Regions from separate parts of the Homo sapiens genome. Here region 1 is linked to region 2. A link is an interaction called in ENCODE POLR2A ChIA-PET data of the cell type or tissue named here. Cell type or tissue: Caco-2. All regions are shown on one strand. Links, peaks and the distances in the headings refer to the core of each region. The heading gives the core; the rest is flanking DNA. Region 1 overlaps MYLK2 (myosin light chain kinase 2). Region 2 has its middle 11 kb from the start of HCK.

Evidence for each region. Peaks named below come from ENCODE experiments on the same cell type or tissue, not always from the same donor. Only the 100,000 strongest peaks of a DNase experiment are listed, where the experiment ranks them.
Region 1: POLR2A ChIA-PET joins it to region 2 with 7 read pairs; 4 of 35 experiments call an interaction of 5 or more read pairs at or near these places.

Annotation. Positions count from the first base shown.
Region 1 is chr20:31,831,767-31,836,152 of GRCh38, reverse strand. MYLK2 (myosin light chain kinase 2) reads right to left here. Exons shown (of 13, transcript NM_033118.4): 11 at 4,298-4,386; 12 at 4,017-4,149; 13 at 1,469-2,436. The coding sequence ends at 2,356. Among named protein-coding and RNA genes, the nearest start is that of FOXS1, 12 kb to the left of the region's middle. RefSeq lists an enhancer at 1,477-2,107. In Caco-2, for the core only: a CTCF peak has its summit at 2,557; DNase peaks (open chromatin) are centred at 1,732, 1,952, 2,572, 4,051 and 3 weaker places.
Region 2 is chr20:32,038,840-32,043,225 of GRCh38, reverse strand. No RefSeq gene overlaps it. Among named protein-coding and RNA genes, the nearest start is that of HCK, 11 kb to the left of the region's middle. RefSeq lists a silencer at 2,536-2,715. In Caco-2, for the core only: no CTCF peak of the experiment used is centred there; DNase peaks (open chromatin) are centred at 2,405 and 2,855.

The DNA.
Region 1 (4,386 bases), core at 202-4,201, 210 kb after region 2:
GACTTCAGAGTCACCCATTCACCACCCCAAGTGATACTGCTGCAACCGGACTCTGAACTCCCCAGCTCAAGCAGGGCGGGGATCGCAGTGAGGACCAGTGTTCATGGAGGCAGGAGAGAGGGGATGAACTGTCAAGGTTTCTGTCCGAGGGCAAGCCTAAGGTTTCTCAGGAGGCAGGCAGTGGTGAAGAGCAGGGGCTCTGGGCCCAGACCATCTGGGTACAAATCCTGGCTCTGCCACTGACTATGTGGCCCTGAGCAAGTGGCTGAACCTCTCTGAGGCTTGGCTCCACACTCTGAGAAATGGACACAACACCTCGCAGAGTCACCGTGTGCAGCCGATGTGACCATCAACACAATGCGGCGCCCAGGGCCAGCAGCCGGCAGGTGCTCGATGCATGTTAACTGCTGTCTCTGCTCTTCCTGCTGGAACCTCTCTGTTCCCACAGGCCAGTCCCACTTCTCAGTCGTCCTCACAGCCAGAAAGGCTGCACTGTATCAGGGCTCAGCTCTCTTGCCCTCTGGGCTGCCCCCAGATGGAGCCTCCCCTGCCCCTCACTGCTGGCTTGTGGTGAGGTGGCCGTGGCCACTGGGAAAAATCAGAGAACAGTCCTCTCCCCTGAGGCCCTCATTGTAGACCCAGCAAAGGCATCGCAGGCCTGCCAGACCTGGCCTCCACCTGGAGACCGGACTCTCTGCTTACACCCTGTCCTGGTGAGAGGCAGAGGGAACGCATGGGCACATCCTTGCTCTGGGAGACAGAAAAGCTCCTTTCAAGCCCCAGTCCCTGACTTGTTGAGTGGCATTCAAGTTCCTTCTCTCCTCTGAGCCTCAGTTTCTTCATATGTGGAGTAAGGATAAGAACATTATCGTTCCCTGGGCCGAGCACAGCCCTAAGTGCCTTACCTCAGTCTGACTGATGCTGCAGCCATGGCCCCACCCTATGAGGTAGATCCTAGCGCTGCCCACTCTCTCTGGCTCAGTTTCTCCCTCTGTAAAACAGGAATAATAATACCTGCCTCATGAGAATCACCTGAAGCCGGGAGGCGGAGGTTGCGTGCAGTGAGCATAGATCACACCACTGTACTCCAGCCTGGACGACAGAGTGAGACTCCATCATAAATCAATCAATCAACCAATCAATCCTGCCTCGTAACTTTGCTGTGAGGAGTAAATGAGTTAACACAGCACAGGCGCTTTAAGTAAAGCTGGGCACGCAGTAATCACACACCCGGTGTAGGCTGTTGCTGCGACCTCCCTCTCACAGGTGAGGATACTGAGGCACAACGTGCAGAAGCCACCTGCCCACATCATGTGCTGGGCAGACTGGCACCTGAGCCTGCATGAACCACCAAACTGTGAGCTGACGGATATTGCTAAAGTGTCCGGTACACAGTAGGTGCTCAGTGAACTGTGGTCATCAGCGACCTCACACCAGTGCAGGCACACACAGAGGGAAGGAGGCCACATCCAACCTGTACATTTATTTACAAGGCACAAGCTGAGAGCAGACTGGAGGCTGCCCCATGGCCTTCCTAATTCTCCTGGGCCTGCTGACCCCATCATCTGAGGCCATGGGTGACCCCCAAGATGGGGGCCCCGAGTGGTTGGGTTGGGCCGGCTTGGCCCTGAGGCAAGCTCGGGGGTGGTCTCCTGTGTCCCTTGGCTTCTCCCCTCCCCCTCCACCAGGCCTGGGCTGGGCGCCCTCTCTCTCACACAGAGTTCCTGTGTGTTGGTGGTCGCAAGGAAGGTGGGTGGGGGCCAGCCTGGGCCAGATGGTGTGGGCTCGGCCTTATCTGCTGGAGTGGGGAGGTGGCGGGGGCATGGAGGTCCTCTCTCACAAAGCCTGCTCTGTCTTCCCTGGCAGCTGGGCCTTAGGAATCAGCGTTGCAGCCTTTCTGCCCCACCAGGAGCCTCCCATCCACAACCACAGAAGCCCTACATGCTGAGACCCCCCAGCCATGGCACTCCAGCTAGGAGGAGGCCCAGGCTAAGGACTCTCCCAGTGGGGCAAAGCAGGGGTCACCACGGCGGCGGCAGTTCAAAGACGAGGAGCTGGGGAGGGAACCGGGAGCGGCTTCAACGGGGGCCTGGAGTCTGGGGTGTGGCCGACAGGCTGGAGCCCTGTCTGGGGAGGTGCTAGCAGGATGGATCCAGGCCACACTCCGAGGCGGCTCACATCGGGGAAGCGGTCACTGCATGGGGGCGTGGGGAGCCCCGAGCCTCCCAGCCTGGCACAGCCTTGTCCTAACGAGGCTGCCCTGGGGATCTGGCTGCCTTTTCTGGCCTTCTGGGCTGTGTGGCTTCAGCCCCGGCCACTGTGTGGCTGCGTCCAGGCTTCAGCTGCGCCCAGGGCTCAGACCCCCAGAGCCATCAGTGCCCCCGAGCTGCTGATCTTCTTGAAGCGGTTGGCAGCGCTGACAGCAATGAAGTTTTTCTAGAGGGCAGAAGAGAGGGAGTCCCAGTCAACACCAGGGCAGGGGGGCAGCTGCAGGGTGTCTGAGCAGCCTGTAAGTCCCCTTCAGTCCAGGAGGGTCACAGGCTAGAGAAGGTGCAGTGCCCAAAATGGCCACGGGAGGCGCCATGACACTGTATTGTCCAGGAGTCCCCTCACTCAACGGATAGGTCAGCCAGACCTGAACCAAGGACCGCTCTGCTCCAAACACTCCCATGGCTCCAGTTTTGCTCCAAGTAAAAGATAAACCCCTTGCCATGGCCGATGAGTCCCTCCAACTCCTGTCCCCCTCTTCCTCTCTAACTTCATTCCTTACCTCCTTGCTCACTCCACTCCATCCATACTGGCCTCCTACCTGTTCCTCAAACTCTCCAACCACACCTCTGCCTCAGGGCCTTTGCACTGGCTACTCCCTCTGCCCGGAATACTCTTCTCCCAGTATTGGCACGGCTCACCCCTCCCCACCTTCAGGTCTTTGTTCACATGCTTCTCAGTGAGCCCTTCCTGACCCCCCCTATTTAGAAGTGCAGGCTGGGCACAGTGGCTCACACCTGTAATCCCAACACTTCGAGAGGCCAAGGCGGGAGGATTGCTTGCCTGAGCAACATGGCGAGACCTCATCTCCACAAAAATATTTTTAAAATATTAACTGGATGTGGTGGCATATGTCTGTGGTCCCAGCTATTCAGGAGGCCAAAGGAGAGGATCACTTGAGCCCAGAAGGTCAAGACTACAGTGAGCCATGATAGCGCCACTGCACTCCAGCTGGGGAGGCAGAGTGAGACCCTGTCTCTAAAAAAAATAAAAATAAAAGTGCAACCTCTCCCCGGCAGAAGGCCCTTATTTTTTTTCTAAAGTCTTCTTTAACCCTGCCTATTTCCACAGGGCTCTAGAAAATGCCCCACCTCAGCCAGGCACAGTGGCTCACGCCTGTAATCCCAGCACTTTGGGAGGCGGAGGCAGGTGGATCACGAGGTCAGGAGTTCAAGACCAGCCTGGCCAACATGGTGAAACCCCGTCTCCACTAAAAATACAAAAATTAGCCAGGTGTGATGGTGGGTGCCTGTAATCCCAGCTACTTGGAAGGCTGAGGCAGGAGAATTGCTTGAACCTGGGAGGCAGAGGTTGCAGTGGGCCGAGATCACGCCATTGTACCCCAGCCTGGGTGACAGAGCAAGACTGTATTGAAAGAAAGAAAAAAAGATAGAAAATGCCCCATCTCTCACCAAAAGTAACTCCACAAAGACTGAGATCTTTGTCTCTTTTGTCCACTCCTATATCCCAATGCCTAGAAGTAGTAGATGCTCAAGAAATATTTGAAAAATGAAGGAGGGAAGCCAGAGCCCCAGATGGGTGGGGCTGGGTGGAAGGCCGGGTAGAGGTCTCCACTCTAGGACAGGAGCCAGCCCAGGGCAAAAACAGAAAAGTCAACCCTGTCTTCCGGACAGGGCCCAGCCTGGTCAACAGAACCTGCCAAGGCAGGGACGGTGGAGGCTGGGATCTGGCACCAGGAGCTCTTCCCACTAGCAAGCCCTCCCTCCCCACCCTGAATCCAGCGGTACCTTCCAGCGCCTCTTCATGAGGTATTTCTTAAGCAAGATCTGGGACTTAAGGCGTCGGTTACAGCGTTTGGCTTTCTCCGCCAGGTTGTTGAGCCAGGGATGGGCGAGACACTGGGCAGCGTTCATCCGGGCCCTGGGGGAGAGGCAGCATGGTGACGGTGGGCTGCATGCTCGTGAGGCCCCAGGGGCTCAGCTGGCCTCTCTACCTGGCTCCCGCCCTGCCAGCACTCAGACACACTAAGCTTGCACACATACAGTTCAGGTTCTGGGGTGAGCCTCACCTCTGGTCCTTGACGATGAGGTTGGAGACAAAGTCTTTGGCCTCGTCTGATACGGCCTCAAAGGTCTCTTCATCAAAGTACCAGTTGCC
Region 2 (4,386 bases), core at 112-4,111:
AAGACCAGCTTGGGCATCATGCTGAGACCTCCATCTCTACTTAAAAGAAAAAGAAAGGAGATTATTGGTTGCATTGGGCTGGGAGCTGAGGAGAAATAAGAAGTGACTGCTAATAGGTACAGGGTGGTTTTGGTGGGTGGGTAATGAAAATGTTCTAAAATTGATTGTGGTGACAGTTGCACAACATTTGAACATACTAAAAACCATTGCATTGTAAAAGTTAAACAGGTGAATTGTATAGTACGTAAATTTATAATTCAATAAAAATGCTTTTTACAAAAGAAGGAGGAAGCCCCTTATGTACTAATAGAGAACAATGCAAAAATATAGCTGTAAATAGGGAAGAAATTGAGGCGTCCAACAGCTTCTATTGTATTTCACTATTTGTGCAGAATAATAGAACAAACACACTAGCATATGGCTGGGCCAAGTGAAGAAGGGCACACATAGCAAACAGCCCCAGTGGTTTCTTCCAGGGAGGGGAACTGCATAGTATCTTTTGTACTCTTGAATGTTGAACTATTTAAATGTATTAGCTATACAAAATCAAGTAAAGTCAACTGAAAATACAATCAGAGACTTCATGGATGAGATAGAATTGATGCTGGCTGGGATTTTTAGAGGATGAAAAGTCAAGAAAGGTGTTCTGAGTGTGCACTTGACTCTGGGGCCAGGGGTGGAAGAGCGTGGGAGCAAAGGCACAGAGGCTGGACTGACCGCCTCTCGCTAGCTGTGACTTTGGGCAGGTTCTCTCTGCCCGTTTCCTCCCCTGCATAGTAGAATAAGAGTACCTCCTGCACCAGGTGGTTGCCCTCACTTACATTATCTCATTTTCTGTCTTATAAATAGGGATGACTATAAAAGGGTTGCTCAGACAGGTAAAGGCAATTGCCCAAGGTCACACAGCCAATAAGTGCCAGAGCTGGGATTTGAAGAACCCACATGGACATGCCTCCAGTGTGCCTCTGACAGCTGTGTTTGTAACCGTTACACAAAATGCAGTAATCGTGCCCAGGAAGTTGAGGAGTATAGAGAGAGATGCAGAATGCAGAAAGGGACCCAGGGCTCTGTCCTGGAAGGAGGGCAGGAGCTAGAACACAATGTAAGCTTCGCTTTACAGTGGGTCAGAGGTTGGCTCTTTCAAAAATGTATTTTCCTATTTCCAGAGGGCATTTGCATTTCATATTTCAAATTCTTTGGGATCACTGTTGATTGTTCTATATTCAAAACATGTTGAAGGATGGGAAAGAGAGCCACAATCATTATTTCAGAGCTCAACCATTTCCCCTTTTATTTGTAAAGTAGCCAGCGTTTATTTCATAGCTACACCCTCCCAGGCAGGAGCTCACTGCTCCCCACCTTTCCCAAAAAGGTCAAATGAAAATCAGAGGAGACTAACCCTTGAGAAACGCCCAACAGCCCCTAGGGGGTCCCTGACCCCCTTAGAAAGCTCCTCCCTCCTCCAGTCTTCTTTAACTCCCACTCGGCCTTATTTTTCTCCAGAGAATTTGTCGCCACCAGGCACTATGTTACATATTTGTATGTTCACCTGTTGATTCTCTGTCTCCTCTACTATATTGCAAATTCCGTGCAGATACTATTCACATGCCCATTTTACAGAGGAAGAAACTGAAGCTCAGAGTTTAGGAACAGCCAGTGAGTGATAGTGACAGTGCTGGCATCTAAACCCTTCGTTCTTTGATTAATTCCATTAATACGATTAAGGGCCTACCATGTGCATTTCTGCCAAGGTCTGGGAGCACAAAAATGGATGAGAGCGTTTTGGCCCTCAAGCAACTTTCAATCCAATTATGGAGACAATCATTTAACCAATAACTTAGATACAGAGTGGAAAATGCTGCTAGAGAGAGAGAGAGAGATAGGCCCATGATATTGTAGGACCAAGTAGGAAGGACACTGAGTGCAGCAAGGACTTCTTGAAAAAGGTGATATGGGCCAGGCACAGTGGCTCATGCCTGTAATCCCAGCACTTTGGGAGGCCGAAGTGGGTGGATCACCTGACATCAGGAGTTAGAGACTAGCCTGGACAACATGGCGAAATCCTGTCTCTACTAAAAATTAGCCAGGCGTGATGGCGGGCACCTGTAATCCCAGTTACTCGGGAAGCTGAGGCAGGAGAATTGCTTGAATCCTGCAGGCAGAGGTTGCAGTGAGCTGAGATCGCGCCACTGCACTCCAGACTGGGCAATGGAGTGAGACCTGCCTTAAAAAAAAAAAAAAGTGACATGAGTTGAGGCTTAATGGATGCCAGAGGAAGATCAGGGCAAAGGGTGTTCCAGACAGAAGGGACAACCTGACAAAGGCTTGAGAGGGAAACAGTCTGACCTGTTTGAGGAACTGCAAACATTTCCATGTTGTTGGTGCCTGAAGCCCCAGGCAGATACCATATTTGGAAGAGGAGGCTGGAAGTGGCGGCAGCAGCTGATAGGCACTGGGGCCAGCTCATGTAGGACTCGGGCAAGACTGTACAAGGCTGGCCTATGGATGCCTTCCAAGCTTACCTACCCCAAGTACCATCCTAGAGGCAGCAGACCTCCTGCTCAGGGGCGGGGTGAGACTGGGTGGGGACGGGGGTGGGGCGGGGGCAGTGCTGGGGGAGTCCATGAAATTGTTTTTCTGCCCCCAGCTGCATGGCCACCCCCAGCTGACGGGTCCCCCCAGGGGGGTTGGGGGACTGTTCAGTTTCACAACACCCCCTTCTCTTCCCCCAGTGTCTCTGGAGGCTAAGAAAAGAGGAAGCGCTTTGTGGACTTCCTCCTGGGTCCGGTGCACCCAAGCCCAGGCTGGTCTTCTCCCAGGGGCAGGGCTGGACCTGCCCACTGTATTCTGCAGAAAAAAAGGGCCTGGGCGTGGCCCTGCCCCTCATTCAGTGGTGGACATGCTCAAGCAGGGTGCGCCCAGGCCTGGGACTAGGAGAGTAGGTTGGAGTCCCAGCTCTTCTAACTTGCTGTGTGTGTCTGACAAACTCTTCTCTGAGCCTGAATCTCAAAGAGGAAGACACATCCTTACTCAGCAATTTGAAACTGGGGTGATGTGCATGAATTAACATGGAGAGATCCCCAAGACATTCTTTCAGAATCGCAGAGTACATTCCTTTTTAAAATAATAACATGGTTTTGTGTTTACCTCTACATGTATGTAAATGCGTAGATAAAAGTCTGGAAGCTAAACAGCCAACAAGAAGCAGAGGTTGTCACTGAAGAGGAAAGGAACATTGGAATTGGTGGTGGGGAAGTGTTTTTCTATGTTTTTTTTTTTCTTTCTTTCTTTTTACTTTAAATTCTGGGATACATTTGCAGAACGTGCAGGTTTGTTGCATAGGTATACATGTGCCGTGGTGGTTTGCTGCACCCATCAACCTGTCATCTAGGTTTTAAGCCCCACATGCATTAGGTATTTGTCCTAATGCTCTCCCTCCCCTTTCCCCCCATCCCCCAACAGGCCCTGGTGTGTGATGTTTCTCTCGCTGTTTTTTTCTTTCTTAACTAGAATGCATTGTTTTTATTTATGGAACTAAAATAATGATAATAAATGAGGGAATTGGAATATATGGTTATCAAGTGTTGCTCCTTCTGAACATTTTATTATGAAAATGTCCAAATACACAGCAAAATTTAAAGACTTTGGCGACAAAATACCTACTCTCACCACTTACATTCTACCATTGACATTTTACTTGCTTTAACCATGTTTGTTCATCTATCTGTCTATCAATTCATCTTTTAAGATGCATTTTAAAGAAATTACCTCAACACACATATTATTAACTGGAGTTCAATTTCAATATTTGTTTACAGTAATTTTCTTTTAATGTAAATTTACAGGCAAAGGGCAAAAGATTACGTGTTCATTTGCTGAGTTTTTACAAATGCATATATATTTATGTAACTTAAACCCCATTAGGAGATACATTTTTATCACTCTAGAAAGTTCCCTCTTGTCCTACTATATATATATATATATACACACACACATTTTTGTTTTTGAGAGCAGGTCTCGCTATGCTGCCCAGGCTGGCCTTGAACTCCTGATTTCAGGTGATCCTCCCACCCCAGCCTCCCAAGTAGCTGGGACTACAGGCCTCTATGGTGTATTTTAATTGCTGACATCCTATGGGTCAACACTAAGCACAGAGCCAGGTATATAGTAAATGCTCAATAATGTTGGTTGAAGTAAGGAATGAGTCTAGGAATGAATGTGCAGGTGGCTTGCTCCCCTAAGGGCAGGACCATGTCTTCTTCTTTTGCAATCACCATGGAATTGATACACATCAAATGCTTAATAAAGGCTTATTGATTGTGCCTGGGCAGGGTGGCTCACACCTGTAATCCTAGCACTTTGGGAGTCTGAGGTGGGAGGATTGCT